Linked DNA regions of Homo sapiens: region 1 is linked to region 2. A link is an interaction called in ENCODE POLR2A ChIA-PET data of the cell type or tissue named here. Cell type or tissue: PC-9. All regions are shown on one strand. Each heading gives the region's core, and the rest is flanking DNA. Links, peaks and the distances in the headings are about the cores only. Region 1 overlaps ZBTB20 (zinc finger and BTB domain containing 20). Region 2 overlaps ZBTB20 (zinc finger and BTB domain containing 20).

Region 1 (16,276 bases), core at 8,254-10,753, 55 kb after region 2:
TGTCATCATGCTAAGGAATTGTGTCTAGTTTAGCAGCAATAAAAAACCATCCTAAATGTATTAAACAAATTCGGTCCTTGCCACCCCTCCCAGCACTACTGCTTTCATTTCATTCTAGTCTGTCAGACCCTATCCCCGTAAGAATCAAGAAGGAACAGGGAGATTCATATGGGGTGGGATGGAGTGTTACATTGTATCTTGGCAATGTCTCAGGCGCAGAAGCAGTCCCAGACCTAATTGCTGAACTTTAAAATCTTCTCTCTTTATTGATTATAACCTTATTTCATCATCAAAATTTTGAAGGCAGGCCATTTTTTAGGATTGTTATCATAGCATCTTAAGAAAAAAAGATCTCAGTATCATTCTCTTATTGTTCTTCTTGAGACGGATCCAAAATAATATGCGTTTTGGAAAGCAGACCCCAAGATATGTATGACCATTTGTGGCATTTATAGTCTTCTTCTTCCTGACCAAAAGGAATGAAAATACATCAAGAATCTGTCCTGCAGGAAACCCCAAAGTACCTAGAGAGTGATGGCACAGGTTCTGTATGCACATATAAATACCCTTGCATCTGGCTTTCTCCTGTAAACCTTTTGCCAAATAGAAAATAGAGAATTAAAAACTCCCAAATTCAAGATGCATGAAATGTCATTAAATCTAGTACAAATTTTTTTGAATCTGTCAGATAAAGGAAATCATGTATCCAGAGTAAAGATGGAATATCAGTTGACAGGCACTTAATTTTGAGAGACATATAAATCTAAAAATCTAATAGTGCCTCATCCTTTGAAAACACTGGAAACCAGAAAGGTATTAGGAAAATCAATAAGGTAAAAATCATCATCCTACTATTTGGAATGACTCCCACATAAGAATTAATTAACGCAATACTTCTAGAACGTTAAAGGGATGTTAAAACATTATCTCTACCGATAGAAAACAAACATATAAACCCATCTAACTTTTAGACAGAGTAGTTAAGGAAAAAAGATTGGAAATATTAATTAAGATTGGAAATAAGAGGTCATTTCTGTCCTGTTGTCACACCATTTACCCTCTTCAGCTAGAAGGATAAGTGTCAAACTTCAGTTCATCCAAATTCCTCAGCTCTGTCATCAGTGCAGTGACACATTCTAATTTTCTGACTCATTTGTGATGAATAATCTCTCCCTTTTCTATTCACAATGCTGAAAGTAACCAATTTTGGTGTGAGTTATGATTACTTATTTTCCCTTTTTTTCAATTGCACTATTATTGTTTTCTCTTAGCAGAATTTGTCTCACTCTTTATCACCCAGTGTGAATCTCATGTTCAGAAAAGCCCATGGACAGTAATAGTGCCTAGGCTTGGAGTTAGTCAAGAGGAATGAGAGTCTGACGACCCAGATTCTGTTTTTAACCCAGCCAGATACCTCAGCTGGCAAGTGGTTCAGCTTCCTCACCATAAAATGGGTATAATAATAGCTTTCGCTTACCACTGTGAAATATTTAGAATGCAAATCAAGCCAAACCTGTCTGCTTCCAAAGAGAAGCTTAAACTAGCCTGCGTAATCCTGAATGAGCCCAGATTCAAGGGGAAACATAAAGTGGGAAACTCCTAAAGGTAGTGTAATTTAGTGGTTAAAAATATGTAGATTTTGGAATGGCACACACTTATTCAGACGCCAGCAGCGGTATGATCTGAGCTGTTTCCTAATTTCTCAAATTTCTCTTTTTTCTCTAGTAAATTGGAAGTAACAGTATTTTCTCTTGTAGTGGGGATTAAATGATACACTGCTAACCATGCTTCTCAAACTCTTCCACTTGGGTGATCCTCAAGTTAGAGTGAGTGATCCAATACTAAGGGTGCCTGCCAGGACATTGCTTGAAGTAGTCTGCCACAAACAAGACTTTTCAGTGAAGTCTCAGGTTTCACCCAAAAAATATATACACAGATTTTCCTTTCAGCTCCTCAATATATTCTTGTTTGTTTCACTCAACCGGAAGTTCCATGAGGACAAGAACAGTATCTGTTTTCTTTTTGGTATAACATTGAAGAAGTAGTTATTGGATAAATGAACACGTGTGCAAATAAGACTTTAAATTACTTGCCCACAAGGAATACTGACCCTCCAGGAAGACAGCCATGTATTTACTATTTATTTTGTGGCTTTTTCTACTCCCGTTACACTGCTCACATTCCTGGGTATACTCATATCCAAATTTGGGAAGGATTTATTTCTCAAGGTACCTGAAGGACTCAGTAGATAGTGATTCTTATATCATTATCATCTCTCTGCTCGGTACTCCTCTACTCCATTGTTGCTAAGGCTTTGTAGATTTTTTTAAAAAAGAAATTATAAAGGACTAGGAAGGTAGGAGTCTGGCAGGCCTTCAAAGAAGCCTGTGTGGCTCTAACCACATACCCTTACCCACTTAGAACTCTTTTTTATACATTTTCTTTGCTGCTGGCTTTAGTTTATAGCATTTCATGAAAACTCTGTAGAGGTGAGTAGCTATGGGATTGAAAGAGGGTTTTTCTCCCCTGTCTGCCTAGGCCAGGGGTTCCTAACCTGGGATTCATGAATGGCCTTCATGGAGTCTAGGAGTTCCTTGAAACTTGGTGTTTTTGAGGAGTTTTCTGGAGAAAGAGATTCTCATAGGGATCGGTATCACTTCAAAATGTTGAAAACCACTGCTGTAGAACTTTACATAAACTACACTAGAATTGACTTTAAAGTTATAATTAATAATATTTTTGATTCTTGGAGATTGACACTATATAATAATTTCCACTCAGACATTATAATACGAAGATTAAACTTCACCCCTCGTCATCCCCCTCTCTCTGCTCATCCCCCACCTTCCACCCTGATATTTTAACGTCCTGAATTACTTGGGCTTTACAGTTTTATACTCTTTGCTAGATATATTTATGCTTTGAACAAAGTGTGCTTAATGCAAATGTTTTTAATCCTCTGTGAAACTTTTATAGATAATTCTTTGCATTTCAGATAAAAACAACTTATAGACATATAAGGTGAATATCACTTAGGTGGAAAGAGCATGTATCAATGAAATAACAATTTGAATTGAGCAAATATAAATCTATGTAGATTAATACATATTCTCAGAATTACATAGCAGATTATAATTCAGTCAAGAAGTAGGTGTCTTTTGATGCCTATGAACATTTATGAATTGTGTAAGAACTCTGAGATTAAATTTTTAGCCATACTATTAAGTTTGGGATCATATTATCATTTTATATTAACATATAAGTACAACAATTATATCCAATAAAACTTCCATCTAACTTGGCTTTAATTTGTTTTAGACTGTGACATACACACTGTAATTTTTCTCTCCATTTTGGATTCCTATCATTGACAGCCATCCTGTGTGTCATTTGACATCCAGGAAAGATAGTTTTTCATTCCAGACATTGGATGTGTTAGTCAATTTGGGTACAACTTACATTGATCTCTTTTGATCACATCAAAAATTTAATTTTAACTAATTTTATGAATAAATGCACCTTGAAATTTAGAAAAGAAAGTTATGTGTTTAGATATAAGAACATAAACACTAGGTATAATTTTAGAAGAGCATAATATTGTTGAGAGTTATTGGGTTTATAACATGCAACAGAAAAATGATCATTGAACATATTTCATAGAAAATTGCTAATAATATTTTCTTCTTCTCCCCAAGGTTAGAGAAGACAGCAAGTTCAAAAAAGGAGAGGGAAAGAAAGAAAGAGAAATAGAGAGAGAGGAATGTAAGAAAGGAGGGAGGGAGGGAGGGAAGGAAGAAAGGAGAGAGGGAGGGAGGAAAATGGTAAGAAAATATGCCCCTGTGCCATAGTCTAATATCCTGGCTTGCAGAGAAGACTAGAATATAGCAAAACTTAGAGCTTTAAAATCTTTGAAGACTAGTCAGTGTTATATATATATTTCAAATTTGTATGTGCTTTCAATGAATCATACATAATCTAATTCTCTTGCCTAAAATTTTCATTAAACTCATGAATTTTGTGAAACAATTTGAAAGCATTGGAGATCTCCAGCCTCTCTTGTATTAGCATTATAATAATCCAGGCTGGAGATTTTCATCTTAACTCGTCTTGTCACCATCCTGCATCAAGTACACCTGCATGTACTTGAGCAAGGTTTCACATTGACCACAAAGGGAAATCATTTCTTTGAAGAAATCTCTACAATAGTGCAGTTGTCCCAGAAACTTTCCAGGAAGGGTGATGTCTTTAATTGCTGGTTTTCTGCTTTAGCCTTTTCAATGCAAAGATACTTAATCAGGTCCTTCTACTTGATCTCCTTTAGTGAAGTTTGTTTTGCATATTTCTGGAGGCCTTATGTGAAGTTGTTAAAATCATGGTGTCAGAGAGGCAAGATTGAATCACCCTGTATTAAATTCTTGATATATTTAAGTGGGCTAGAGGTAGGGGGACCTGCTTTGTTTTCTCAGTATCTTTTTTTGGTTTATTAATTTGTCATGGCTCTCCTCCTACTTCAGTTTTATCCTTCTAAGAGAAGCTATCAAAACACTGATGGGTCTGGGCACGGTGGCTCACACTTGTAATTCCAGCACTTTGGGAGGCCAAGGTGGGTGGATCACCTGAGTTCAGGAGTTTGAGACCAGCCTGGCCAATATGGCAAACCCCATTTCTACTAAAACTACAAAAATTAGCTGGGTGTGGTGGTGCGTGCCTGTAGTCCCAGCTACTCAGGAGGCTGAAGCAGGAGAATCGCTTAAACTCAGGAGGCAGAGGTTGCAGTGAGCCAAGATCGTGCCACTGCACTCCAGCCTGGGTGACAGAGGGAGAGTTCATCTCAAAAAAAAAAAAAAAAGAAAGAAAAAAAAACAAAGCACAATGATGGGCAGACCAGTCCTATAATAGTTTTTTTTTTTTTTGGCCTGTGATTTTTTTTTTTTTGACGGAGTTTTGCTCTTGTCACCCAGGCTGGAGTGCAGTGGCGTGATGTGGGCTCACTGCAACCTCCGCCTCCCAGGTTCAAGCAATTCTCCTGCCTCGGCCTCCCAAGTAGCTGGGATTACAGGCGCCCGCCACCATGCCTGGCTAATTTTTGTAGTTTTAGTAGAAACAGGGTTCCACCATTTTGGCCAGGCTGGTCTCGAACTCCTGACCTCAAGTGATCCACCCACCTTGGCCTCCCAAAGTGCTGGGATTTACAGGCGTGAGCCACCGCGCCTAGCCTGGCTTGTAATTTAAAGAGTGAAATATCAGATTTTAAACATAGAACAAGAACACTGTTAGGGTCAGCTTCTCCAAAATCTAAAATTTTCATCATTTCATCTGAAATTTTCATCACCAAACAGAGTTGTGTTTGGTGGGAGAGAAGCTTTGTTTAAAATCACTTTATCAGATTATTTTCCACCATAGAGGGGACATTCTAGGCTGGTGAGAAGGGGTAGAGGCAGTTTTAGAAGGCAAGTCCGGGGCAAACTTAGGACTGAGTTCTTAGCTACACACGAATGTATTGAATTTGTTCAGAGGAACTTCTGGACATTAAACATACTAAATATACCTTAAAAGAGACAAAGTTTATCAGGGTTTGACTCATCTTTGTCAAAATTAGCTAAAATTGGTCATGTACTGTATAGTAAAGCTTTTACCTATTCTAGTCAGTGCTGCCCAATAGAAGTTTCTACAATAATAGAAACATTTTCTATCTGTGCTATCCAGTAAGGCAGTCACCAGCCACATGTGGGTATTGAGCACTTGAAATGAAGCTGGCAAGACTGAGGAACTAAATGTTTAGCTTTTTATTAAATGTTAAATAATTTAAATTTAAATAGACAAATGTGGCTAGTGGCTATTTTGTTAAATGGTAACATAGCTCTACCAAATCCTATATGATACAGATTAGAATGAAATGAACAAAGAAAGGTCTTTGCACTCCTTGTGCTGGGAAGTACTGTCTTGGTCATCATAGCAGGGGGTCATACCTTTAGAAAGTTTTTATGAAGCTGGGTCTCCTTTATTTTGAGGCTAGAAGTGACAAAATAGGCTCCTTTAGGAACAACCAGTCCCATCTATGCCTAGATTTGCTTTCTTTCTTCCCACTGTATCATTTTGCTTTTATATATTGGTTTTGCATCATATATCGGTTTGCTTTTAATTCCTTATTTTTTCTTTGATTTTCAGATCTTTGACCATCAGTCTGTGACCTGCCCCTTCTCTTTACGTAAGTAAAAGTGATTTCTTTACCTTTAAAAAAAAAAGTGTCAGATTTAGGAAATTGTGGTTTTCACTGGCATATTTCCTAGTTGACTTTGTTGTGGTTTCTAGTGCTTCTGTAGTGTGTATTAGTTTCTTTTGCGTTTGGAGTGTATGCTGTTGGTGGTAATACTAAGTTGCTATCCATGAGGGTGCAGAAAATACCAGTGGCCCAGATACTGTACTTCTATAAAGGCTGCCCTTTACTTGGCTGCAGCTGCTGTTTGCAAAAGTCACTGCTCTTTTAAAGTATAGCTTACATTATTCAGCCAAATACCAGCAACAGTTGGGCTTTTGCTCCCCTGTCAATCATTGGGCAATTATGTATTCTTCAGTTATGTACCCATCCCTAGGTCCAATAGTTTTTAATTTTAACTTCTAGATCAGAGCTTTCATTTATTGACAAAATTTCTAATATCCCTTTACTAAGAAGTACAAGACTGTAAAATAAATAGACTAAACTTTTGTGCAAAATTATGAAGTCTACAGGGGAAAAAAAGAAATCCCAGATTCACGTGTGCCAGAAGGTTTATAAAGGTACCACTCTTTTTTAGAAAAGATGGAAAGGTATTCGGGGGGAAAAAAAAACACGATTTTATATGAAAAAAAAGAGAACGTTCATTATTTAAAATTCAAACCAGGCTGCACTGAATGGGTTTAAATAAATTTTATTTTGAACTGCTTGAAAAAGATTCTAGGCCAATGAACCCAAATAATCAAAGTCACTTATAAGAGACACCACCCAAAAGATCCTACAGGTAGTGATAGTCACCTAATGTGATAAATAATTATCGGTATCCTCTGGCTGCTTCTCACTCTCTGGTGAGCTCTGTTCCTTATTCACAACATTATATCTTGCTTCACTGACTCTTCACTCCAAGGTATTTCTTGTATTATAATCATTTGCACAGAATGGAGGTTCCCATGGCTATTTTGTTTATGCGTGCCTTCCACTAACATTCCTAGAAGATAGTGGCAAATATATTTAGGGAGGCAGAATCCTCCAAAGGATGCTAAGGCTAAAGTGTAACGTGACAGTTTATTTGACAGAGAAAGGAGATTGATTAAACTCCCCAAAGACTGGAGCTGTGTGTAATGCATTTATACAACAGGGGTGGGTCCTACCTGTCCCTGACAAGTCTTGTTATTCTCTATTTCAGTGTTGATAGAGTGGGTCTGTAAATGCTTTGGAGGATGTCAATATGCATGCTTATGGTTACCACTTTATATCTGCACAGCCCTCCCCTCAGTTACCTAGCACTGCATATTTCTAGTCCTCTGACTGGCAAATCATTTTTGTTACAGTTCTTTTGTGTAAAAACAGTTCACATAATAGCTCTGTGTTAGACAAGGCATTAATCCTCACATCACCGGGATGAGTCAGCACAGTGCACTCCTGCCCGCACGGCTCAGCTATTGTGACGTCAGTGCTATAGGGCGAGCCTCAGACACAAGCAGTACAGGGGACCTGTGTCACCAATTAGGAATCAAGGGGGAGACTTTTGAGATAAAAAGTGTAGTTGAAAGGCTGTCTCTGGCTCATAGGAAAATGCAAATCTGATTCTATGCTACATCAGCCATCAGTTGCATAGCTTCTAGAGATATCCTATTTTTTAACCACACATAAGGCTGGGGGAGTGACCTATAATGAGCAGATAATCCGTTCATATACCCATGACCTTGTGCCATCCCTGGGCCAGGCTTCATGTTTGCTTGGCTTGTTCCAAATCTTGAAGCTGCCCTCATATCAGCAGGGTGACCGGGCTTATGACAGTCCTACTGTCCTCAAGTATCCCATAGACACAGTTGATGGTTGATGGCTCCAGAGTGGTGCCCCAGAGGCTCGACAAAAGGAAAAGAAATGTCCAATGTCCCTTGAGAACAGATCAGAACATTATCTCCCCAGTGCTTTGACTCCAAGTGCCTCTTCAATGGCCTCCTCTAAACAGGTACAGAATTCTGCTTGTTCGATCTTCTCTTAGCAGTGCATTTAGTCCAGTATCACAATCTGTATTTGACCTGGATTTCAATAGGAACTGAAGAGCTCTCAGATGTTCCCCCAAGAATTTCCCATTCCATTACTGTTTAGCAGAAACAAAGAGGAACCCTCCATAATCTGCCATGCTACCTTGAAGCAGGTAGCACAGACTTACCTTATTTGGGAAACTTGGTTCTTATAAGTTAGGTCTCTATACAATTCAGATTCAGATTTATTCTCAGGACAATATCTTTCAGTATTGAATATTAAGTCTTGAAAAGGGTGTTAATTTACAGCCTTAGTGGCAGTCTCTGTTAAAAAGACCTTCCTCCATCACAGAATTTATCCCTCACTCTTACTGTCACCCCAGCCAGTCACCAGCCCCTGCCATACCCATCAGAAAGTGCCTTACTGCTGGGATCTTCTGCCTTCATTAGATTGCTAATGGGCTCCTACTATGCTTATAAAAGCTAACACTACTACTTGGCTTCGTTTTGATTAATTATCATGTACAGCTCTTTATTTAGTTTTCATTCAACAAACATTTATGGAAAGCTAGTCACTGTGCTTGGTTCTGGAAACTCCGGGATAAATAAGAAATGCTTTCTTTTGTTAGAAATCTCAGTCTGATAGGGGAGATACATAAGTGAATAAAGACTATAGCATATGATAGGCACTGAAATGCAGGTATATACAAGACGTAGTAAGAGGAATGAAGGAGGAGTGCCCACTTGGATGTGGTAAGGTGACCAGGCTGGGTCTTAAAGTCAGAAGAGTAAATTGCAGTTTACCAGGTAGATATGAAAGAGCAGAAAGAAAAGGGGATCATAATCAAGAAAAATGTAAGAGCATTTACAAAATCAGGAGGCGTTAAGTAGCAGCGAGATTCAGAGGAGTGAATAGTTCAGTGTGATTGAAACATGGTGGTTGAAAGAGTAGTATGAGATTGGGCTGGAAAGCAGGCAGGGGACCTTGCCTGCCATACGGAGGACCTTGTATGCCGTGCAGAGGAGTTTGGACTTGATCCTGCAGGCTCAAGGAGGCTTTGAAGAATTGTAAGCAGATGTATGTTTTAGAAAGAGCACTTGGTGAAAGTGGAGAGGCTGACTCAGAATAGGGAGACCAGGTCAAAGGTAAAAGCCAAAGGCCTGAACTGTGCAGTAGGGGTAGGATGGAGGGAGAGGCTATTTGGTAGTGTTGAAATAGACATTAACCTTTGTGTAATTCCAGCATATCTTGGCCTATTGCATAATCTTTGCCTTCTAGGAGAAAGGCTGAAACATTGTGTGGAGTCAAATTTCAGACCAAAATACATCCTTATGGGATCTTCAGCAAAGACCTCAATTTGAATATGACCTCACTTTGAGCTACTGCCCCCTGGTCACCAGGCTCGCGTGCCTCCTACTGCCCATAGTGGGTGTGAGGGAGGAGCAGGCAGATAAGGAGAAGACATTCCCAGTGTCCTGCTTGTCTCTTCTTTCACCTGAAAATGAAACAGTTTCTAAATAATGCCCCCCTAAAGTCAATCAATGCCCCAATTTCCTATCATTTTCTCATTGCTCCCTTTTTCTAAGCAAAATTTCCAAACCATTGAACTGAATTGCAACTTATGCACAGCCGGGTGTTGAAACAATTCAGTGTATTCATTCCTTCTCTCTGAATTAGAGTTCACCATAAGTGTGCTTTTCTCTTGTTCACTTTGGGCTGCCAGGACAATTTAAAGGAAATTTTCAACAGCTTATGTTTCATGTACTATGTTCTCTTTTGCAAATGGGAGGATATGCGTGGGTGTGTTTAAGCCTTCTCTATATTGCTTTCTGGAGAAAGGTTTGGGAAGATGAACAAGACGAGGAGTAGGGACCTATTGAAAGCCCAGGTCCCCCAGTGACCTGAGTGCAGAACGTAGGCTGGTGATCAGATGGTCAATTATGTGTTTGTCAAAACACAGTGGGCTGCATTCCAGGCTGCCAGCTTTGGAAGCCCAGCTTCTGCCAACCAAATGTCATCTGGGAACATGCAACACTGGGCACTGTGAAGGAGTTTGAAATAGACCATGCCACAGCCAACCTACTGCCAGTCTTATAGCACCAATATGGCATGCACAGCCGGGCCCCATGTTTCAGAGCTCAGGAATTCACTGTACTAAATTCAAGAGGTCAGATGGGTTCATGTTTTCAAAGCCTATGTTCTTTGCTTTGAACACTGTGACTTGCTCCTCAGCAATTTCCAAGGGATTTTTCCAGTCACATCTCTGTGGAAACCACTCTTTTTGTGATGGTTATAAGATCCTTGTAAATGTCCCAGAGGATAGGAAAAAAAAAAATCAACTTGCTCTGACAATGACTATGATTTCGACAGAGGGATTCCAACTCTTAGGAAATTACATTAAAGGTGCATAGCTTTTAAAATATCAGGAACCACCTTGGCAACTTATAAAAAGCAGAAGGGCTTTGCCTATTTTATAAAGTGATTTGCATATACCTGCATAAATAATGTCCCCACCTGTACTTTTATGCATTTAGGTTGAATAAATTAAATTTTGTGATCTTTAAAATATTCACTGTCTTTCATTGCTCAGACACCATTTTCAGGACCCTTCCTCCTCATTTCTTTTCCTAGTGATAAGAGTGGCTATTTTTTTTTCAATCTTTTGACTCATTCAGAGAATCAAAACACTCTGAACACCAATCGACTATAGCCAGGAATATTACCTCCCTCTGGTTGCATTTCTCTTAGCCTTTCTACCTATCAGATGGTGAGTTCCATGTATTTTTAATAAGAGAAATAAAGTATTACTAAGGCGAAAACACAGCACAAGACAGATTTAAGTTCTATTTACATATATATGTAAGAGAGAGAGAGACTGTGTGTGTGTGTGTGTGTGTGTGTATACACAGACTTGCACTGATACACACCTCAGGGACATGCCCATAGTAACCTTTTCTTTCTTTCACCACTGCACTGCGACAACCTCTTCAGGAACCATCCAGCTACTAAGCCATTTCCGTTGTACCTTGGGCCTTCAAATCAAAGCCTGGTCAGTAGGCCACTCTCCCCCACATTCACGCTTTAAGATATTATTAAAAACATGCTATGTACAAAGAATAATTTTTATTGGATAGTTAAAGCATAAATATACCATAAGTACATGACCCTTTCTTGCTCTTAAGGAATTTAAAATTGAGTTAGGAAAAACAGTTATATTGTTGAGCGTTGTGTATGCACATAAGATAATAAATGACTAAGTTCCAAAAGGAATGATACAGTCCAGGAAGTACCATAGGGTTTCATTCATGAAAGAGCCTTGCAGGCTAGAAAGTTTCATGTAAAACTGATTCAGCTGAGTCTTGAAAACTGGCTAAAATGTAAAAAAGATGAAGAGAAACAGAATCATATTCCAAGCAAAATCATATACCAAAGTGTTGGAATCTTCGAGGGGGCCCATAAATAGCATCACTTTTCCCCACTTGAATTCTAAACCTATTGAAAAATAAGACAAAAGAACTGATAGCTAGGGAACCAAAATTTTTATAAAGGTTGGTTGAAGAGCATAGCTTAGTGTAAAGAGGAAATGGGTTTGCTGACTCTCTTCCCTTCAGTCAAACCTTTCAAAAGCTCTCTTACAGGAAAATGTGGATCTGCATATGAGCAACACTTTCCAGGTCATCACCTCCCGATAGTCTCAGTAGAAAAGGAAGGACAAAGAGGTTAAACTCCTGTGCTTACAAATTTGGATAGATCAGTTCTACCTACCTGAGAAATATAGACCAAGGGCTTTCCCACCAATGGGATACTTTGCCTCCATGGGGAATTATAAGGAATGAGACAAGAGGAAAGCAGTGTTTAGAAAACATCTGGAAACTAGGAGTAGGGAAGAGGCATTCTTACCCACACTGACATCCATAGACTGGAAAACAAGAGGAGGAAGTACTGAGTGAGATGAAAATGGGAACCAGAGCCACATCTGGTCTGAGAGCATATACCTGGGGTAAGAACCAGTAGTCCTACTGGTTATCCAAGATCTAAACTAAGGGCCCCTTTTCAGAGTCTCAAAAGTTACAAGAATCAGAACCTGGGGGAACAGGCAAGAAATGAAGATAATGGACAAAAGCCTAGTTAGGAAAAAAAATACAAAAACTCTAGTTTCTTGTTCAACTAATAATAACAATAAGAAATACCTATTGAGTGCTTGCCTTGCTTTAGATACTGGACTAAATACTTTTCATGGCTATCTGATTTAACCTTCAAAACTACCCTATTAAGTAGATGCTACTATAATCCTAATTGTGCAGATCAGAAAACTGAGATTTAACATGTTTGATTTATTTTATAAGAACATCTAATAAATGGTAGAGATAGAACTTGATTCCAGGACTATGTCTTAAAAGCCTCAGCCAAATTTTACTGGACACAAAGTTGAGTGTCTACTAAATACTAAAGGTATATATAATAAAGGAATATTAACATAGTCTCTCTCCTTCTGGAGCTTATAATCTGGGGAATGTAAGACAGATACTAAGCAAATGGTCTCACAATATAACTTGTAATTACAAATTGTGCTTACCACTATATAATAAAAGTACCATGTGCTCTAAGGGCAAATAAAAGAAGAAGATTTAACTGAGTCTGGAAATTCAGGAGAAGCTTCTCTGAAATAGTAACATTTGAGATGACACCTGAAGGTTAAAAACAAAAAGTAAGGATGGATGGTGGAAGAGGATTCCAGGCAGAGGGAACAGCATGAAGTCCCTGAAGAGAGCTGCACAGAGAGAAAAAGGTGACTAGCAGCCCAGGTTGAGGTTGAAGAGATACGTAAGGCCTGATGATAACAGGTCCTTGGTAGGCCATGTTAAGGATTTTTGTGTTTATCCTAAGGACAGTAGAGGAGCAAACTTAAGAAGGACTGTGGCATGATCATTGTTGTTTTTTAAAAGGGTAAACTTTGGGGCATTTATCCCAGAGAGATGGAAACATAACTGTACAACACCTGTACATTATGTTACACCAATGTACATAGCAGCTTTATTTGTAATAGCCCAAAACTGGAAACAACCCACATTTTCTTCAGTGGGTCAGTGGTTAAGCAAACTGTTATATCTATACCATGGAATACCTCTCAGCACTAAGCAGAATAAATTATTGATGCATACAATAACTGGTTTTAATCACAAGGGTATTACATTGGGTGAAAAAGCTAATCTCAAGATGATGTACTGTTACGATTCTTATCTATATAGCACTCTTGAAATGAAAAAAATATGTAAGGATTGAGAACATACTTGTGGATGACAAAGTTAGGGAGTTGGGATAGAAATGGAGGTGAGTGTTGCTATAAAGGATAACGCAAGGGATCTTTTGTGATGGAACTGTCCTGTAGCTTGACTGTGGTAGTATTCATGAGTGTATGGATGTAATAAAATTGCTCAGAACTAAATATACACTCACATACTCATGTGCATATAAAACTGATGAAACCTGAGTAAGGCAGATGGATTGCACCAATGTTAATTTCCTGATTGTGATATTGTACTACAGTTATATAAAATGTTACCATTTGGGCAAAACTGGGTAAAAAGAATAACAAATCTCTCTGTATTATCTCTTACAACTGCACGTTAATCTAAAATTATCTTGAAATTAAAAATTTAAAAATATATATCAAGGTAGCTTAACTTTGGTAAATAATTTGGAAGGATCAAAAATGGATATGAGGAAACCAGTGAGGGAGCTATTCCAGTAGACCACATAAGAGGCAGACTAGAGTATTGACAGTGGAAATGGGAGGAAATTGATGGAACTGAGAGATAATTCAGAAGTAAAATATTCCTGGACTTTTTCATGGTTGGTTATGTGAAATAAAAGAGAGAAGTGGCAACAATGACTCCTGGTTTGGGGCTTATCAAACTATATGAAGGATAATACCATTCACAGTTACATGAAACACCAAAGGAGGACTGGAGTGGAGAGAAGTTTGTAAGTTCTGTTTTTGAGATGTTGAGTGTGAGGTACTTTGGATAGATACATAGTGAGCATATTGCACAGGTATTTATATACATAAAACTGGAATTCAGAAGTAACATGAAGGCTGGAGACATGAATTCAGGGTAATCGACATATAGTGGTAAATGAATCTGTTGGCATGAATAACATTGCCTAGGGACAGGGTTAGATTGAGAAGAAGACCTAAACTGAGACTTGAAGAGCTCTTAATATTTAATCCGCTGGTAGAAAAAAATGAGGCCATAAAATACCCTCAGAAGGAGCCACCAAGAAGGTGGCAGGAAAATCAGAAAACATAGGCACAGAAGCCAAGAGAGTGCCTCAAAGGTAGTGGTCAGTGATGTGACATGTTACTGAGCAATCAAGTAGGTTAAAGACTAACAAATATATATTGCTTATATTAATTTTGAGCTTATTGTTGACCTCAGCAAAAGCTGTTTTGTTGAAGTGGTCAAAACAATAACGTGTTTGTAATGGGATGAGGAGAGAATGAGAAGTGAAGAAACAGCAAATGTGGGCCACTCAGAAGTTTTGCTATGAAGGAAAGGAAAATGAGCTACTGCAATATCTTGAGGGGGGAAGTGAGGTCAAAAGAAGGTTGGAAAAGCATGGAAACACTAGTATTTTTTGTATTTTCATGGGAAGAATACCGTAGAGAGGAGAGATCCAATGTGCAGAAGAGAGAAGAGCATAGGATGACTGGCAGTATAAGATTACTGATAAGGCCAGAGAGATGGAATCCTGAGTACAAGTGGAGAGATGGAAGGAGGGACACATCTTCTATTTTTGTAAGAAAGGAGGAGTAAAGGAAAGGAGCAGATGCAAGCCCACGTGTAGATTTGGTACTGAAAGGTTAAGAGGTTTCCCAAGTGATGGGCACTGAGGGGCAAGGTCCTGCTAAGAATAAGCGGGGAAGAGATTTAAGGAAAGTAGAGATTTGAAATCGTTCTTGAGACAAATGGGACAGCAAGTTGACCAGAGAAATACAGTAGGACTCTCCTTGGCAGTGTGGAAGGTGCAGGTGAGTCTGGTGGGTTGATGTTGATACCTATCTGCTCTGTCATGGGATTTTCTCCAGCAGTTTGGGGACCAAGGTGCAAAATCAGAAGAAATGAGTTTGAATTAGGATAGGGTTTCACCTAGCATTTGTGGCATTAGGAGTTTTAGCTTCTTGTTTTGGTTCTAGCTGAGGCCAGTAAGAAAGGGCAGTGAAAGGGCTTAGTTAAATTCTCCAGGCATCTGTTGAGTATATTGTATCAGGCACTGTGTTTGGTACAGAAAATACAGAGGTGAGTAAGACACCATCTATGCCTTCAAATAGCTCACAGTCCAGGGTGGTTTGTAGGCTGATATCTGGTCCAAAACACCAGGAACAGGGACTTGAATAACCTTTGCAAGGACCAGGAGACCGATGTCATTCCTTTTCTTTCTTATGCCTGCTCCTTCCCTCTGCCCTGTCCTCACAATACCCAGTTTGTTTTTGTGTTTTGGCTTTTTGTTTTGTTTTGTTATTTACTTTCTCAAAAAATATCTACTCTCTGCCTTATTGCCAAGCCTCTAGTATGCATCATACATATGTGAGAGACAACTTTGATTTCTCCCATTATCTTTTTGCTAAAATATGATGATTTAGAAACAATTAGATCATCTACTTGAAGTATGGTATTGGTATAGTGTGAATTGTCTCTAAATGTTAAGAGCTGGCATCTAACACTACAGAAAAGCTATTTATTTAAGAGGGCTGGAGACAGGAGTGTAGACAGGTGAGAGAGGGAACAAGGGAAGAAAGAAGGGAGGGATGGAAAGAAGAGGAAGGAAGCGGGCCGGGCACGGGATCTCACGCCTGTAATCCCAACACTTTGGGAGGCCGAGGCAGGCAGATCACGAGGTCAAGAGTTCGAGACCAGCCTGGCCAACACAGTGAAACTCCATCTCTACTAAAAATACAAAAAATTAGCCGGGCATAGTGGCGGGTGCTTGTAATCCTAGCTACTCGGGAGGATGAGGCAGGAGAATCTCTTGAACCCAGGAGGCAGGGATTGCAGCAAGCCGAGATCG
Region 2 (16,276 bases), core at 7,487-9,986:
TTGAACAGGTAAAGAGTAGTTTCTTATGGGTGAGCAAAGCAGTGAGTTTCTTGAGATGGAATCTACTCCTGGTAAAGATTCTGTGAACATTTTTTGAAATGACAACCAAAATATTTAGAATGTTTTATAAACTCATTTGATAATGCGATGGCAGAGTTTGAGAGGATTGGCTCCAATTTTGAAAGAAGTTCTACTGTGGGTAAAATGCTATCAAACAGCATCACCTGCTGCAGAGAAATCCTTTGTGAAAAGAAGAGTCAATCATGTGGCAAACTTCATTGTTGTCTTATTTTAAGAAATTACCACAGCCACCCCAAGCTTCAGAAACCACCACCCTGATCAGTCAGCAACCATCAACATCAAAGCAAGACCCTCCACCAGCAAAAAGATTACCACTCAGATGGTAATCTTGAAAGCTCAGAGGGTGGTGAGCACTTTTCAGCAATAAAGTATTTTTAATTAAGATGTGTTACATCTCCAAAGTATCCCTGCACTACCACAGAGGGAGACAGGAAAGTGTAGTGGTGAAAGGCTTGGACATGGCATCAGACAGGTGGGATATGAATCTTGGTTTTACCCCTCATTACCAAGTTAAATAACCCCTCATCTGACTTTCCTGATCTCTAAGAATAGATAATAATAATACCTAATTCATGGACATAGTTGCTGGGAGGATTAAGTGAAGTAATAAATGTAAAGCACTTAGAGCAGGACCTGGTACATAATAAGCAACAAATGTTAGCTGCTGTTGCTGTCATCATCATCATCTACTGAAAAGTAACAGACTCAAGAGAAACCTTACAGGGAAGATGTGCCTTATTTATTGTTAAGTCTTCAGTCTAGAAAAACTTGGTAAACTTAATATTCTTACTTACTGTAGCAATACACTATTTCCCATGGCAAAATTCACTCTTTACTCTGCTTTGATAGTATGTGGAAAAATATACACTGTTTCTTAATCACTGTATTAGAAGATTATTGCATTCATTGTTTTTCATAAAACAAAAATTTAAGAACAGACCAAAACAACACTGCATCAATGCTGATAAATATAAAATTTGACCTACATTTAGAATTATATATTTTTTTCATATTGTCTGTCTGGTGCCTAAGAATTAGTTTTTCTTATTATTATCTAATCTTCACAGCTACAATAACATCCCTGAAATTAAGCTAAGAATGCTACAAACACAAACTAAAAGCACAGTGGGCTTTCCACATGATTAGAATGATACCTCCCTTCTCATCGTCTTTGAACTAGACATCTTTTTCCCGTGAACTCCAAGAAGGGTTAGCCAGCCTGTGAGGCCCACCATTCCCCAGAGTTGGTGCTGGAAAGGAAAATATGTCTACTCAGCCAGTGATAGGATTTTCATAGGTGTTCCTTCTCTACAGAAAATGTTGAAGCCAGCAGCCTTCCAATCTACCTAGGGAGGTTAAGAATAATTTGTTTCAGAATGGTATTGCTTAAAGAGATTCCCAGCCTCTTTTAGTTTATGGCTTCCATTGATAATATGATGAAAGCTATGGACCCTCTTCCCAAAAGAGGGTGCAATACCTTTTCAAAGGATTCACAAACCCCCTCAAGCCTATTGGTGGACCTCAGATTAATTATACCTGGTTCACAATTGTGTTCTAAGTAAATCACTGTAGGACTGACTGGGCTAACAAGATTTCAGACCAGAATTGTGCAATACGTATTTACCATATGATCTTGGACCAGTCATTAATGTAAATTGAGGTCCTGGCTTTTAATTAGTAAAATGAGTACTTTTAATCCTAATGTGCAGGGAAAGCACATATTTATTTTTAGAGCATTTTGAGGTACATTTAAATAACTACTGTAATAAAGAGCATTGATATTGGCCTTGTTTACTATTTATTTACTGTTTGGTCATTAATTTATTCATTCACTCAGCAAGTATTTGTTGAGCACCTACTATTCCAGACACTGGAAATACAATAGTGATCAGAACTCACAAAGTCCTCCTTCCTTCTGGAACATTCTAGTTAAGGGAGATAGTTAATAAACATGTAAACTCACTAACACACAATGAAGAATGAAATGAAGAAAGTAAGAGTAAAATCTCACACGGATGGCATGTAAGGAGATGGCATTTGGTTGAGACCTGAATGATGTTAGAAACTAGCCATATGAAGATGTGAAGGAAAATCATTTCAGGCAAATTGGAATAGCAACTTCAAAGGCCTTGAGGCTCAAGTGAGCTAGGCATGTGAATTATGACAGGTCAGTGAATAAGGAAAAGTATACTGGTGATGTGTTCAGAGAAGGAATCAGGAACCAGACTATATAGGCTGTAGAGTGAGAAGTTTGAATTTTATTCTAGTTACAGTAAGCAGCCATTGGTGATTTTTGTAGTAGAATCTAATGTCACATTGAAAGAAATCACTACAGTTTCTGTGTAGAGAATGGGTTGTAGAGGAGCAAAAAGGAAGTAATCCCAGTTAATAGTTAAGAAATGTCCAAAGTTGAAGACAGAAATTAATCTCATGGCAGTGTAATACATTGCCTCGTGGAGAATTTGAAATGTCTTTTGTTGAACAGCCAAGAGAACAGAAACTGATTCATGAGATGAATCATGTAGCATGTCCTATGTCTTTGGCCATTTATAGGACTATTTAGGGGCGTAAAAGTGTTCTTTCTGAAAGGAAGGGGAAAAGGAATTGTGAGTACAGTCCAGTATTGTTCGCAAATGAGGTACTGTTATTAGCGGGGAGGGAGGATTGTTGAAGTAACTGATAAAGTCCTTAGCAACCAGGAATCTCAATAGGTAAGGGAATTATTGGGAATATGGGCCAATTTTATGAAGGTTCATCACAAGTGTGCTTCCTCTGTTTCCTGAAAGCTGCCTAAGATCACAGGTGACCTAAAGTCTTCTTCTGTCCCTTTTTAATAGAAGTTTAAATGTCCTGATTCTTTACCACCATCCACCCCTCAAGGTAGTTCCCAGAAATTACTACACTGAATGGTGGAAATAGGTAATGTAATTTGAATGAACATCAGAAAAGGAAAAAATTCTGTTGTGTTTATAGGTGTTTCCCAATAGAATTAAAAGATTAAGTCTGAGGGAATGTATTAACATTAGGGCTGTAGTGAGTCACCAGTATTGCTTGAAGGAAGTTTAGTGCTATTATTCCTTGTCAACCAACTGAAATACTTTAGTAAATGGTAAATCATAATAAATACAACTAGGAATAATGCCATGTGTAAAAATAATAATTTATTTTAGCTTATATACCACTTATTTTCACTAATAAACTAAACAATTATCTTAATCATTTCTCAATCACATTCATATATAATGCAAATTTGGTGTAGTATGCAATTACAGGTGAAAATATATCTAGACAGTCATTCAGAAGGCAAGGAGTGGGAGCCTTTTTGAAAAGGGCACTTCTATAAGACTATAGGTTATAGCTCCAGGGTAAGTATGAAGAGACAAGAAACTGCATTAGAGTTCAGGGTAACTGACTTAAAGTGATGTTGAATTTCATAATCAGAGTTCCTAGAATGACCTTGCAAATTATATTTCCAGGAAAACATGAACATAATAACATAGTATCATAGAATAGCCTTATTCTGTGGACCAAAAACAATTAGGTACTATATATGAAAAACATACTGCAAATACTAAATGTACTGAGCTTATTCAAATAAAGGCTTAAGAACTGGTTATTGTTGGTTGTATTTTTGTAAATGGGAGTTGAAAAATTCTATAATAGAATTTCTGACCCTTCTGTTATCCCAGGTTCTTGTGCTGTTTTAAACACTTCCCCTCCCTTTCATTCCCAAACTGTCTTTTCTCTGGGGAAAAGAATATAAATTATCCTATCTAAATTTCAAGGATGACTATTCCCACATGAGAGCATATCAAAGCTGAAAAGAGAATACAGAACTCATAACAACCAGTACCATTCACACCAGCTCATCTGCTACTTCCTAATAAAACTGGTTGTTAATCTTCCCTAATTTGTCTACATCTTTCAGGTAATAAAAGTGTCTAAACCATAATGCATTCTTCCAGAGAAGATAATCAGGTAACATAATACCTCTCAGCTCAAAGACACAGTGCCCCTTTGTATGCAGTCTTGAATTGGATTGACATTTCTGGCTGACACTTCACATCAAAGGTTGTTTTGCTCAGTTCACAATCTGATCTTTTTTATTGTCTTCTAGAACATTCCTAATTCTCAAAAAGATTTCTGCATCCTCAGCAGTATACTGAGAGCTTCTTATTTCATTATCTCATTAATTTTATTAATTGTTAAGATGTATCTAATTGTAAATTTCTCTTCTCAGGAAAGTGTCTTAAGTCCCATCTTTGGAGATACTAATAATCAGAATATTGTGAATACCAAAAGTATAGTTAGGTTGGCATAACTCATCTGCGAGGGGAACAGAGATCTGTCAAGTAGAAAAGATGCTCATAACTGTAATGATTTCATAGGGGCCATTCATTACTTAGTGTATTTTCTTAATATGGAATGAATCACTGTGAGTAAAATATTTCATTTTCTTCATTTATTTAGTTGAGCCATTCAATTCATACAGATTGGAAAACAATTTCCACGGGAAGATCAACTGGTATTTTGTGACTTCATATGGATGCTACATCCTGAAGGGTATCTTCAGGGTGTCTGAGCACTGAGGAATAGATATGTTTTAGATGAAACTTTCATAGTGATAGAGCATTTACTGAGATGTAAACAGTCTTAGAGTGCAAGTGATCCTATTATCTAAGGTGACTTCATAGAAAATGTAGATAAGATTGGGAAGGTACAGGGGACTTCAAGGAAATCGTCAATGAGGAAATGGACCCATTGGGAGGGACCTGAAAATCATGAGTTCATACCACATAACTGTTCACCTTTGTTCTGCTTTGTAGAAACAATATATGAACAGATCCAGATCCAGATTTTCTTCTGGATGAAGGGAAGCTTACAAGAAGGAAACAAATAGTTAACTTTTCACTGGCATGCTTACCCTGTTTAGTTTTTAATTGCTAATAGTGGATAGTGAGATGTTGTTATCCTCCATTGATAGAGAGGATTTTTTAAAAAGGCAAAAAAGTGGAAGGCAATGACACCTATGTTATCTCCCAATGTATTTTTGAATGACTGTGATCCAACTTCCAGTTTCAAGCTGCTTAAGTCCATTTCAAAGGCAGGTCCAAATCTAGTACTCACATGTTTGGGACAATTGAAGTCAGCAGGGTCTGTGGCTTCCCAACCTAGACTTTATTGTATAAAGGGTAAACAGCCACTTGTAATTTAGTGAGTAAGTGCAGATCTTTCATGATGCACATACCAGCCCAACTGAAAACTGGTCAATTTCTGTGTTTCACAGTGGCATTCATAAGGCCTCTATGGAGCATTATCCCATGCCTGAGGGTCATTACTCTTCCACAGGGGCACTGACAGTTGTGATAAATGGTGATACCTTGGAAGAGGAGTGTTTGGATGTTTAAACAGATTACATTTTCCATTAGATCACATCTTAGAATGTCTACTCATGTGGACAGTGAGGATGGAATCAGGACAAATGACATGTGAACTAGTGAGATTCAGGTGTACCAATCATCGTTTCTATGGGGGAAATATTGTGCATCCTGTCACAATATTATATGTGCTTCAAAGCAATGGATGATAACCATATATAGCTGCTGAGATGCTGGGATGTCGACAGGCGTGAGATTCTGTCCATCACTATTATCTACAACAAGACTCATTACCTGCCAACCAGTAAACATCCCATTTACACCATCTGCAATAAATTAAAAAGTGACGAAAAGAATCAAGATCAGTTTGAGTTGCAACGTGATTGTCAAGTTCATTTTCATCTCTAGAAGCCCTTTACTTCTCTGAGAGACTTTAGGGAAAAATATATGATGAAGAAATTGAGGAATAGCCTTGCAGTGGCAGATCTGATAATTGTCAGGTTTTTAACCAGAAATTTACAAATACAATTAGCTTCTTCAAGTATAAGAAAAGTCCAGGCCTTTGTCAATTCCCTTTGTCTGCACTTCTCTGTCTCTAGTTTTCTGGTATGCTGGAGCTGGGAATTAGTGTTTGATACTCCTAAATTGATGCTGACTACAGTGAGAAATATTTCATAAAAATGTATATTTCAACATAAACTATGAGGCAAAGCTGCCACTGTAACCAGAGAGGAAGTGATGATTAGTTTCTAATTTACACGTGCAGTGATTTCTTTGGCAAGTGTGAATTCCATGTCCTTTGGTAAGGTTCTTTGTAGCTGTTCCTACTTGAAGCAGTTTGGGGGATATTAAAAAGATACAGAGATCTGCTGACACTTGAGGCTATTTAATTTATATGTAAGCAAACTAGCTGCCTATCCAGATTACACATGTGGGTCATCTAGTGGTAGAAACTGCAGAGCCAAAGATCAAATAGAAGTCTTGTGTACAAGCCACATGAGAAATACTAGAAGGATTTGACATTTATTCATATGCATCACCTTTTATGAGAATAATTTATTGTTTTTTGTCTTCCTTTTTCTTCATCAGATATTCCATCAATGAGGAAATAACTTTTATTCTTACCTTAGAGATGGGAGTTCTCAGTGTTGCCCAAGGTATTGCTCTGAGCAAAGAGACCAATTCTGAAATGAGGATATTGAAGATAAGCCCTTCTGAAAATAGCCCTTGCTTTGCAGTTGGATTTCACTCCCAGAAATCCATCTCTCCCTGCCACAAAATGCCCTTGTGGTAGTAACGTGGGAAGATTATATATTACCTCATCTCCTTACAAAGAAAAGGACACGTGCTATGGGAAAGCTTTGTTTCTTTTAATCATTTAGGGCCTCCCCTGCCTTCAATATTTCACTGAAGTGGTCCTTGGTTTCCTTTAGAAAGACACTCTAGTGAGAGAGGAAGAAACAGAGTAATGAAAATGATGACCTCATCTGGAAAGACTTTCTAACCAAAAAGAATAAAGGGATAAGCTGTGACCCCATCCATGAATACGTGAGGCTGACAAGGATAGATAGGTATATGAAGTTTTGACTGCTTCTTCAATACTTTGCCTGGAACTGGTCTATATGATATTACAATTTGGCAGGAGACATCATCTCTTTATCACAAGCTCATCTGTACATTTTTAAGGGGAAAGATGCAAACCTTTATGTAGGAGATTTTTAGGGTTACTGACTTTAAATGTGCTATTATAAGGAAGATAAATATCACATTATGGGAATATGGAAGCTATTTTGCAGAACCTAGCATGGGAGTGAATGAGTTTTATTGTTCCTTCCTCTTCTCATCTACTCAATCCTGAACTTGAACACTATATTAATTCTACTGGGACAAAGTTAATTGCTGATGGGTTCACAGAATTATAGAAGTATAGACTTTACTTCTCTAGAAATAAAATCTGATTATGTTTAAGTCATTTCAGTCCTGAATGGCACATTTTCAAACTACAATAGAAGGAATGTACCAGATAAGTTATACTGTAAATTTATGATGTTCATTTTAACTAATATAAACTGGACCTGGCTAATAATAAGACTGAGTTAGGAAAGCTATAGTTCATCTCTATAGCATCAGAAAAGGAAAGCCCAGTATACTTGTAGTAAATGTACATATAATCAAACACAAAATCCCAATTTTTCAGATTTTTCACTGATTTTCCAAGGACCAAAGAAATGCTTGGAAGAGGATGGTATGAAGAGGCTAAGTGTTCATGGAGTGGAAGTTAAATTATACTTTCAATTATTATATTTTTTCTACAAAATTGCCTAATGTACATTGCTAGAAATTGGTATAAACAGAGCTACTATGCTCATGAAGTATTGATTAATACTTTGTGTACCACATCATACATTTATATAGAGTATAAAATGGTGGAGTTCTTAAGGTCCTTATATGTCACTAATATCCAATTGCTGTGGAAGTCTTATCATGAAGTCTTGGATTGGATTGCTTCTCAAATCTAAAAGCCCAGTTAAACATAAGGCATTGCTCCCAGTTGCTTTCTTGGCAAAACATCATATAACTGTCTCAAGAAATAAACGTGGATTTGGAGAGAAAAGGGTAAATTTGTGAAGCTATATTGAGGACACTTCTTGGAGTGACCCAGCATCACTAGTTTAGCTTGGACTTATTTTTTGTGCATTTATATAAAATAGAATGATTGAAAACAATAATTCTGAAGGCAAAAATGTAACACGAAGTAACAGACACCTTCTTCACATGTATCACAAATTTGAAGCTTCCACCTTTGTCATGAATGAGCAAATAGAGAGAGACCTGGCCTTTCTGTCTAGCTTCCTCTTAAAAGCCTCTTAATCCAACATAAGAGAGTTTTATATATTTTTTTAACAACAACAAACATGAATCAAATTGCCTGGTATAGCAGCCAGTGGCCACATCTGCAGCAAAGACTTTTTTGTGGGAGCTCCCAAAGCTCATAACCATGGAGTGAACCATAATTATATTGTTTAGAAATCCATGTCAGAGAAAAAGCTTTTTTGACTTTAACCATTTCCCATTAATTTTGGGCGGTTTGGAAATAGGCCAGAGAAACATTTTACCAAGTTTCTGTAACTTTTCTATTATTTTAATGGTTCTAAAGCAGAACTGATTAGTGAATGACTAAGGGAAGTGGAAAAAAAAAAAAACAGGAAGAGTCAAGTAAAAAGCTCAAAAAGGTGTCACTGTCCTTGATTTTGTGATCTTTTTGGGATAGATTTCCTAATCTTTGATGTTTTCTCTCTTCATGACCATTCCAGAGAACTTCAGCTAGAGACAAAATAATAAGGAAATACAGTTAAGCTATGTGGTAGTGAATAAATACCTGGATATCTAGAATTTCCAAGTTTTGTTTTGTTTTGTTTAGAGACAAGGTCTCGCTCCGTCACCCAGGCTGGAGTGCAATGACAAATCATGACTCACTGCAGCCTCCACCTTCTGGGCTAAATGATCCTCCCACCTCACCCCCTGAGTAGCTGAGATTATAGACATGAGCAACCATGCCCAAATAATGTTTTAAAATAATATTTTGTAGAGAAGGAGTCTTACTATGCTGTCCAGGCTGGTCTCACACTCCTGGCCTCAAGTGATCCCCCCACATGGGCTTCCCAGAGTGCTGGGATTATAGATGTGAGCCGCCACTATATTTTTAGCTGAAGATGAGTTTCCATTTATTTATAGAAATAAAAGTGTTCTTAATAAAAGTTCTGTGAGCTTTATTTCTTTGGAAACCATACCTAGAAGTTTACAAACACATCTGGGGTACAATTGGGACACGTCTACTCTATGTTTCACCTCTACTCACATCCTTGTAGTGTTTCTTATAGGCAAGGAAAATACTTCATATTGAACATATGATAAGTGGCAACTTTGCTGAGACTAATTTATAAGAATAGAAGCTGAAATATTATCCATGGTTTCCAAAGAAAAGCATTTTTTCCTGAATAGCCCACTTCCAATCTATCATTCTTCACTTTGTTGCTTATGTATATCTCTATCTTCATTTCCATATATCAAATATTACCTATCCTCAAAGGCTCATCCCAAATGCCTCTAACTTTCTGAGGCCCTTATTGCTTACTTCTCTTTAGCTCTCCCATGCAACGAAAGTCATTGACTTGTATATACCACCCGCCCACAATAAATTTTTGTGCACTTCTTTTGTAAAGCTTATTACTTAATTTGCATAATTGTCTATAAATTTGTCTAATCCCTCTGCTAGGTATGAACTCTTTAAGTGAAAGAACTTTAATACTGTGTCTTAGGACAGGACACAGTAGGCACACAGTAAATATCGTTACGCAAATTGAATCTCTTTTATTGTGAACAGGAATTTTTTTCCAGAATTTTCCATACTATTTACAGAATGATAGACTGATAAATGCATCACTATATTCAATCGAATATATTTTTAATCGATTAAAAAACAATCGATTTAAAGACAATCGAAATAATTTTTAATCCTTGTGAGTCTACAAACCCCCCTTGTTTCAGATGCTCAGTATCCTCTTTAAAAAAATTTATTTTGGCCAGTTGTGGTGGCTTATGTGTATAATTCCAGCACTTTGGGAGGCTGAGCTGGGCCGATCCTTTGTGGCCAGGAGTTCAACACAAGCCTGGCCAACATGGCAAAACCCCGTCTCTGCTAAAAATACAAAAATTAGATGGACATGGTGGCACATACCTGTAATCACAGCTACTCGGGACGCTGAGGCACGAGAATCGCTTGAACCCAGGAGGCAGAGGTTGCAGTGAGCAGAGATCACGCCACTGCACTCCAGCGTGGGTGACAGAGTGAGACCCTGTCTCAAAAAACAAACAAACTATATCTTGGGATCTGTAAAATTACTCATAAGTTATGAGTTTTTAAAAGTAGAGCAAATCCACAAACTGAAGGAAAATAAAGAGATCAAGAATGGAACCAGAAAATAAGAAATTATAACTTTCTTTATAAAAAGTAAATGAGAATCTTTAAAGACAACCCCCCAAAAAGCATTATTTACAGAGTTAAAACAATGCACTTATTAACTTGCCATCTTCAAGGCTTCCTTCATAAGTGAAGAGGAAATATCACTGAAGAATTAAAATATTGTCTGGCATCAGGCTTACTCAAAGCTGTTGACAAATCAGCTTACAATTTGGACTTCAGCCTATCCACAGTGAATGTGGATCAGTTTGGCTAGTGCATATACTCTATGCACATCATCAACCAAACTATGGAAAAAGTGATGTAAATATGACTGACCGCTGACCCAAACTGTAGTGAGGAAATATTTTAATTGCGTAAGAAAAATGAGATGGAATTTGATAAGGGAAGAAAAAATAAATAAAGAAGTTATAGGGTGGGCACAGTGGCTCATGCCTGTAATTCCAGCACTTTGGGAGGCCAAGGCAGGCGGATCGCAAGATCAGGAGATTGAGACCATCCTGGCTAACACGGTGAAACCCCATCTCTACTAAAAATACAAAAAAATTAGCTAGGCATGGTGGCGGGCACCTGTAGTCCCAGCTGCTCAGGAGGCTGAGGCAGGAGAATGGCATGAACCCAGGAGGTGGAGCTTGCAGTGAGCTGAGATCGCGCCACTGCACTCCAACCTGGGCCACAGAGCAAGGCTCCATCTCAAAAAAATAAAAAAGAAGTTATATAGAAGTAGAAAAAATATTTTATGGAAGGAAAATTGAGGAAACAGAAAAGCAAAATATTAAAAATCAGTTAGTTGGGGCCAGTTGCTCAAGCAAGTAAAATGTCAGGTACAAGGTATACCTCTTAACTGATAGAGTCACCAAAACTCTATTAACAGCATCAGTCAAAAAAAAAAAAAAAAGAAAAAGGTCAACTTGTAACTCTGTGAAATCAACTCTGCCCATAGCTTTCTAGAAAAAAAATCCTTAGTGTGATGATTAGAGAAATGAAAAAAGAGAGAGGCTCAAAGGACAGTAGTAAACTGTTTATGTCCTAAATTGGTCATCATTAGCACTTATATAGTTTGGTGGAAATTGCTGTGTTAAAGCCAAATTTCTGTTTACAAAAAGAAATTGATGCTAGTAGAGAATGAATTGTACTGCATATATTCAAGATATGAGGAGTCACTGTGGTACCAGTAATATTACCATGTTGAAAAAAAATTAGCAGTAAAGATATACATTGAACATTTAACAGAATTTTGCTATTACTTTGATAATATCTTAATAAAGAACATAGAAACATAGGGCTGATAGAAGAAGTGTTATATGTAATTGTCCCACTGTACTAAGTCATATAGTACAAAATTAACACTGAATCCATCTTAAAGAAAGTATTTTATCATAAATAATATACAAGCTGGCCTGCTTAAGAAAAGAACTCATTTAAAGTTATAAGGGCAAGTGAATGAGACTATCTGAAATGAGCACATAAAATACTCTTTGATTAGATATTTAGTGAAATGTCATAAAAGGATTTTGTTTCCTGGAATAAGAGGAGCATCTGCCGTTATATAGAATAGCTATAGAATTGTCATCTTTCACATTTTCTCAGTAGCCAAAGGTCAGAAATATATATAGTAATACCTTAGTATATTAAGAGGCTTTCATATGTTTGTTTACTTTTTTCAGTACCTTTTCTCTTTAACCACTGTGAAGAAGTTATTTTCTTATTCATGGCTAGTTTTCTTCAATGTACCTTTTCAGTTCTTAATAATTATGAAGGAATGAGCTTCCTACATCCATTGTTTATGCAACCTTTGCTTTATATTAATGTTAAGAAACAGTCCAGTCATAGGCCAAGTGTGGTGGCTCACGCATGTAATCCCAGCACTTTAGGAGGCTGAGGCAGGTGGATCACTTGAGGCCAGGCATTTGAGACCAGCCTGGCCAATATGGCGAAACCCCGTCTCTACTAAAAATACAAAAATTACCTGGGCATGGTGATGCACACCTGTAATCACAGCTACTTGGGAGGCTGAGGCAGAAGAATCACTTGAACCCAAGAGGCAGAGGTTGCAGTGAGCTGAGATCATGCGACTGCATTCCAGCCTGAGCAACACAGTGAGACTCTGTCTCAAAAAGAAAAAAAAAAAAAGAAAATAAAAAGAAAAACAAAAGAAATAGTGCAGTTGTGTTTTTAAAACTTGATATCCTTTTGGCACACCTGTAGATGAATGTAATTCTGAGACTAATAGATCTCTTAGGTCTCTTCCCATCCTTAGACAGAAGTTGCATGAGAGAAATGAGATAATGTAAAAGGTCAGTACTGAAGGTCAACTCCCTGTAGGTTTTCATCACACCTGAATTGAGGATGAACAGAGCCCACTTCAGTTGGATATCTACATGGTGCTTTGTTCAAAAAAAGTGTGAGTTTTCCTTTCTCCTGTCACCCACAAACAAGAAAGAATCCACAATATAACTATTTGCAGTTCTGATACCATGGCCATAAGGCTAATCTGAGTGAGGCAGAGAATATGCACATGCACATGTGTCTCTTACAGAGAAACACATGGCCTTCTATCAGGACTGATCTGGGTGCAAATTTAAACCAAAAGCCATCTTATTCACTGGCTTCATCCAAATGCATAACCACTATTTAGGAAAAGGAAGATATCCAAGTACACTAAGAAAAATTATTGATTTTTAAATTGTGTCAAGGTGGCATATCTAGCACTAATGAAAGCACTGTTATGTCAGTGGCCTAAGAATTACAAATAATAGAAAATTAATATAAAAATGAAAATACACTCTTTAAAAAATGTTGCAGTAAAGTTTAAACTAGTTTCTGTTCAGTAATAGAACTTTTTTATGTTTTCTTATTGTAAACCTTGCACAAGTCTTATTGTAAACTTTACACCTAGTATGCACTTAATAAATACTTGAAATAAAGATTTCAATTGAAAGAAAATTGTAAGCTGTTATGTAACATTAGGGCAAAGGAGGTATTACTCCTAAATCTGTGTGCCTATAGTAACACACATGCATTCACATGCATACACCCCTTAATCATTGGGATGCTCTACCACTGACCAGAGCATCTTCTGCTCTAGCCACCAGTTTTCTTTTTCAATTACTGTCCATAGGACCCTTTCCTGAGGCCCCAGCACTACGATCATTTTTAAATCTTTTCTTCTTTTGCCCTTCATTACCATTCAGTCAGTCACTAAATTCTGCCAGTTCTCACCCAGTAATATCTCTTCATTCAGCCTCTTTCTTTTATTTATTTTCAAGGGCTGACACTAGACCAAGTGGCCCCTTATCTCCTTTCTGAACCGCTTGAATAGGCCACCCTTCCTTCAAACTATCTTCACAAAACAATTTTTTTAAGCATCTAGGATACCTGCTCCCACACATAATTTTCTATGTCTCATTTCTTGGCCTTGGATTTTATACTGCTGCTTTTCTACCTGAAGACTAGAATCCGAATTCCTCATCTAGCTGTAAGGCCACTCTACTACCAGTTATCCTTCTTGGCCTCCTTTTCTTTCCCAACTCCAAGGTCTCCATCAACTTCTGTTTCCCTGGAATGGAATGAACAAGAGCTTTGGCTTAGCATTGGTAATCTTTACAAACTGGTTCCTCATGCATCCCCATGCCCCTGTAGTTACCCCCTACTCTTTACTGCTCTGCTTTCTCTATGTTAGCCAAGTTGGTGGGCTTTCCAGTTCCCATTTCCATGCCTTTGTTTATGCTTTCTCCACTCTATGGTATTCTTCTCTCTCACCTTGGAAAATGTATATCCATTACTTTCTTCCAAATTCTTTTTTTAACCCTATTTGCTCTGCTTAAGTCTTTGTACACTGTGTGTACACACTTTTGTGTTGGTCTATAAGTGCTGTGCAGTTTTGCCTGTATAGGTTTTGTTTTTCCCTCATTCCCAGCAAGAATTATAAACATCTTCAGGGAGTGGAGGGCATCTCCTTAATTATGATACAGAATTCTCCACGTGCAACTTTTTCAGTAAATGTTTGCTGACTTCTTCATGCCAAAGGTGACCACTAGATATTAACAAGGCATTTGAATTCTCCAGTCTGGATTAAAAAAAAAAAAAAAAGGTGTATGTTGCAAAAGGAAGGACTCACTGCATATCCATATATCCATAACCCACTAGTCCAGACTAGAACCTTCAGAATGCTTGAGGAACAGGTAAAGCACTCAGGACTCCTCCTGGGTGTTTGATTGGAAGGTCTCAGATGTGTTCTACCATGTAAAGAAAGTCAAAGGACCTATGTTGCCTGGCCAGGCAATAGTTTTCAGAGGTAGTGGGCCAGGTCCACCATTCGGTAGAGGAAGTTTGCCAAATGTTGTTATAATATTCAAATGGGTTTATCCTTAAATGAGCACATTTGATAAGCATGCCCACCCAGGCTGCTTTCTGAAGATGTAAATGGGCAACAAAGCACAAGTGTGACTCTATCCGCTGCCAGAGACTGACTGGCTCCAAAAACATCTACACCCACCGCTTTCCACTGTGTAAGATGTACCGATTTACTCTAGTTGTGCCAGCCCAATGTTTGAGAATTATCAATGAATCAGTAAGGGAGAAAGACCATCAAAATTTTTCCTGTACTTATGGATCTCAAAAATTCTTCATTAAAAATAATTTTTAAGCTGACTGTCTCAAGTTTCTGTAGGGACAGCTATTATGTAAAGAAATCTCCTTCTGACTCTATTTTAGCCCACCTAATAAAATCTGATGGCAGCACATGGATTGCTTCAGGGAAAATAGTTTCGGGGTTAAAAAAAGACTTAGAATTAAACTTTATATCTTGCTCCAAAAGGACTCTGTCTCTGAGAGTATATGGAAACGATGTTTTTGGCCATGAATTAAAGAACTGTTTTATGAAGATGGTTCAGATCTAAGATTTGAAGAGGCCATTACTTTAACTAGAAGCTTGTAATATGTACTCATAAGTAACTGTGAAGACCCCCTCCTCCAGCCTGATGAAGAGAAACAGACTATTGAGAAGTCCTTGGTGTCCCTACTATGGGTTATTAATCATAATAACATTTTAACTGCCCTATTGCTAATCTCTACCTTATATTGCAAGGTGGATATTGTTATCCCTAATTTACAAATGAGAAAATTGTTGCTTAAAGTGATCAAGTGGCTCACACAATGGTGTACCACTAGTAAGTAGCTTTGGTAAACACTGATGTCTCTGGTACCAAAGCCAGTGTTCTTGATCCTCGCACCCTGATGCCTTTTAACTAAATTGCACAATACATGTGAAAGCATTTTGCAACCTAAAAAGTGGTATACAAATGGTAGTTTATATGAGAGACAGAAAGTCCTGGGAAGGGCAATTTCCAGATCACCCTGAAGAAGGAATAAAGAAAGAATGAATACTCTAAAAGTACTAGCAGCTCTTTTAGTCATATACAGAACTCCATAAATCATTCTTCTCTGGTATTTGGAAGCATTCAGAGATAAAAGAGTTCATATTCCTTTTTGACTAGACTACCCAGAAGCATACATATCCAAAGCGGGTTTTCCGTCCTTCATATACAGAGATGATGCTCATGGATAATGCCCCCAGGAAGAAAGAAGAGGTGTGAGCAGAATTCTTATATTTTCATACATATGTCAACTTCATGAGCCATTTCATTTTAGTTTTCTGACAGAGTTTCTTCATGATAACCACATGAAATAGGTACTCATTCTTCTAGATTTATTGTTGGAGTAAAATTAGTTCCTAGACATACTATCTTCCATGTTTTGGTATTAAATAAACACTGAATGAATGACTCATAGGATTTTTGACATAGCTGAGAGATACTCTCACATATTTGAAAAC

Evidence for each region. Peaks named below come from ENCODE experiments on the same cell type or tissue, not always from the same donor. Only the 100,000 strongest peaks of a DNase experiment are listed, where the experiment ranks them.
Region 1: POLR2A ChIA-PET joins it to region 2 with 10 read pairs; 3 of 35 experiments call an interaction of 5 or more read pairs at or near these places.

What each region holds. Positions count from the first base shown.
Region 1 is chr3:114,490,284-114,506,559 of GRCh38, reverse strand. ZBTB20 (zinc finger and BTB domain containing 20) reads left to right here. Exons shown (of 12, transcript NM_001348800.3): 7 at 6,169-6,208. All of the region lies in intron 1 of ZBTB20-AS5 (ZBTB20 antisense RNA 5), which reads right to left. Among named protein-coding and RNA genes, the nearest start is that of ZBTB20-AS5, 45 kb to the right of the region's middle. In PC-9, for the core only: a CTCF peak has its summit at 9,631 (motif pointing left); a DNase peak (open chromatin) is centred at 9,499; H3K27ac peaks cover 1,717 bases.
Region 2 is chr3:114,544,815-114,561,090 of GRCh38, reverse strand. The region is part of intron 6 of ZBTB20 (zinc finger and BTB domain containing 20); the gene reads left to right. Among named protein-coding and RNA genes, the nearest start is that of ZBTB20-AS5, 99 kb to the right of the region's middle. In PC-9, for the core only: no CTCF peak of the experiment used is centred there; a DNase peak (open chromatin) is centred at 8,910; H3K4me3 peaks cover 335 bases; H3K27ac peaks cover 1,289 bases.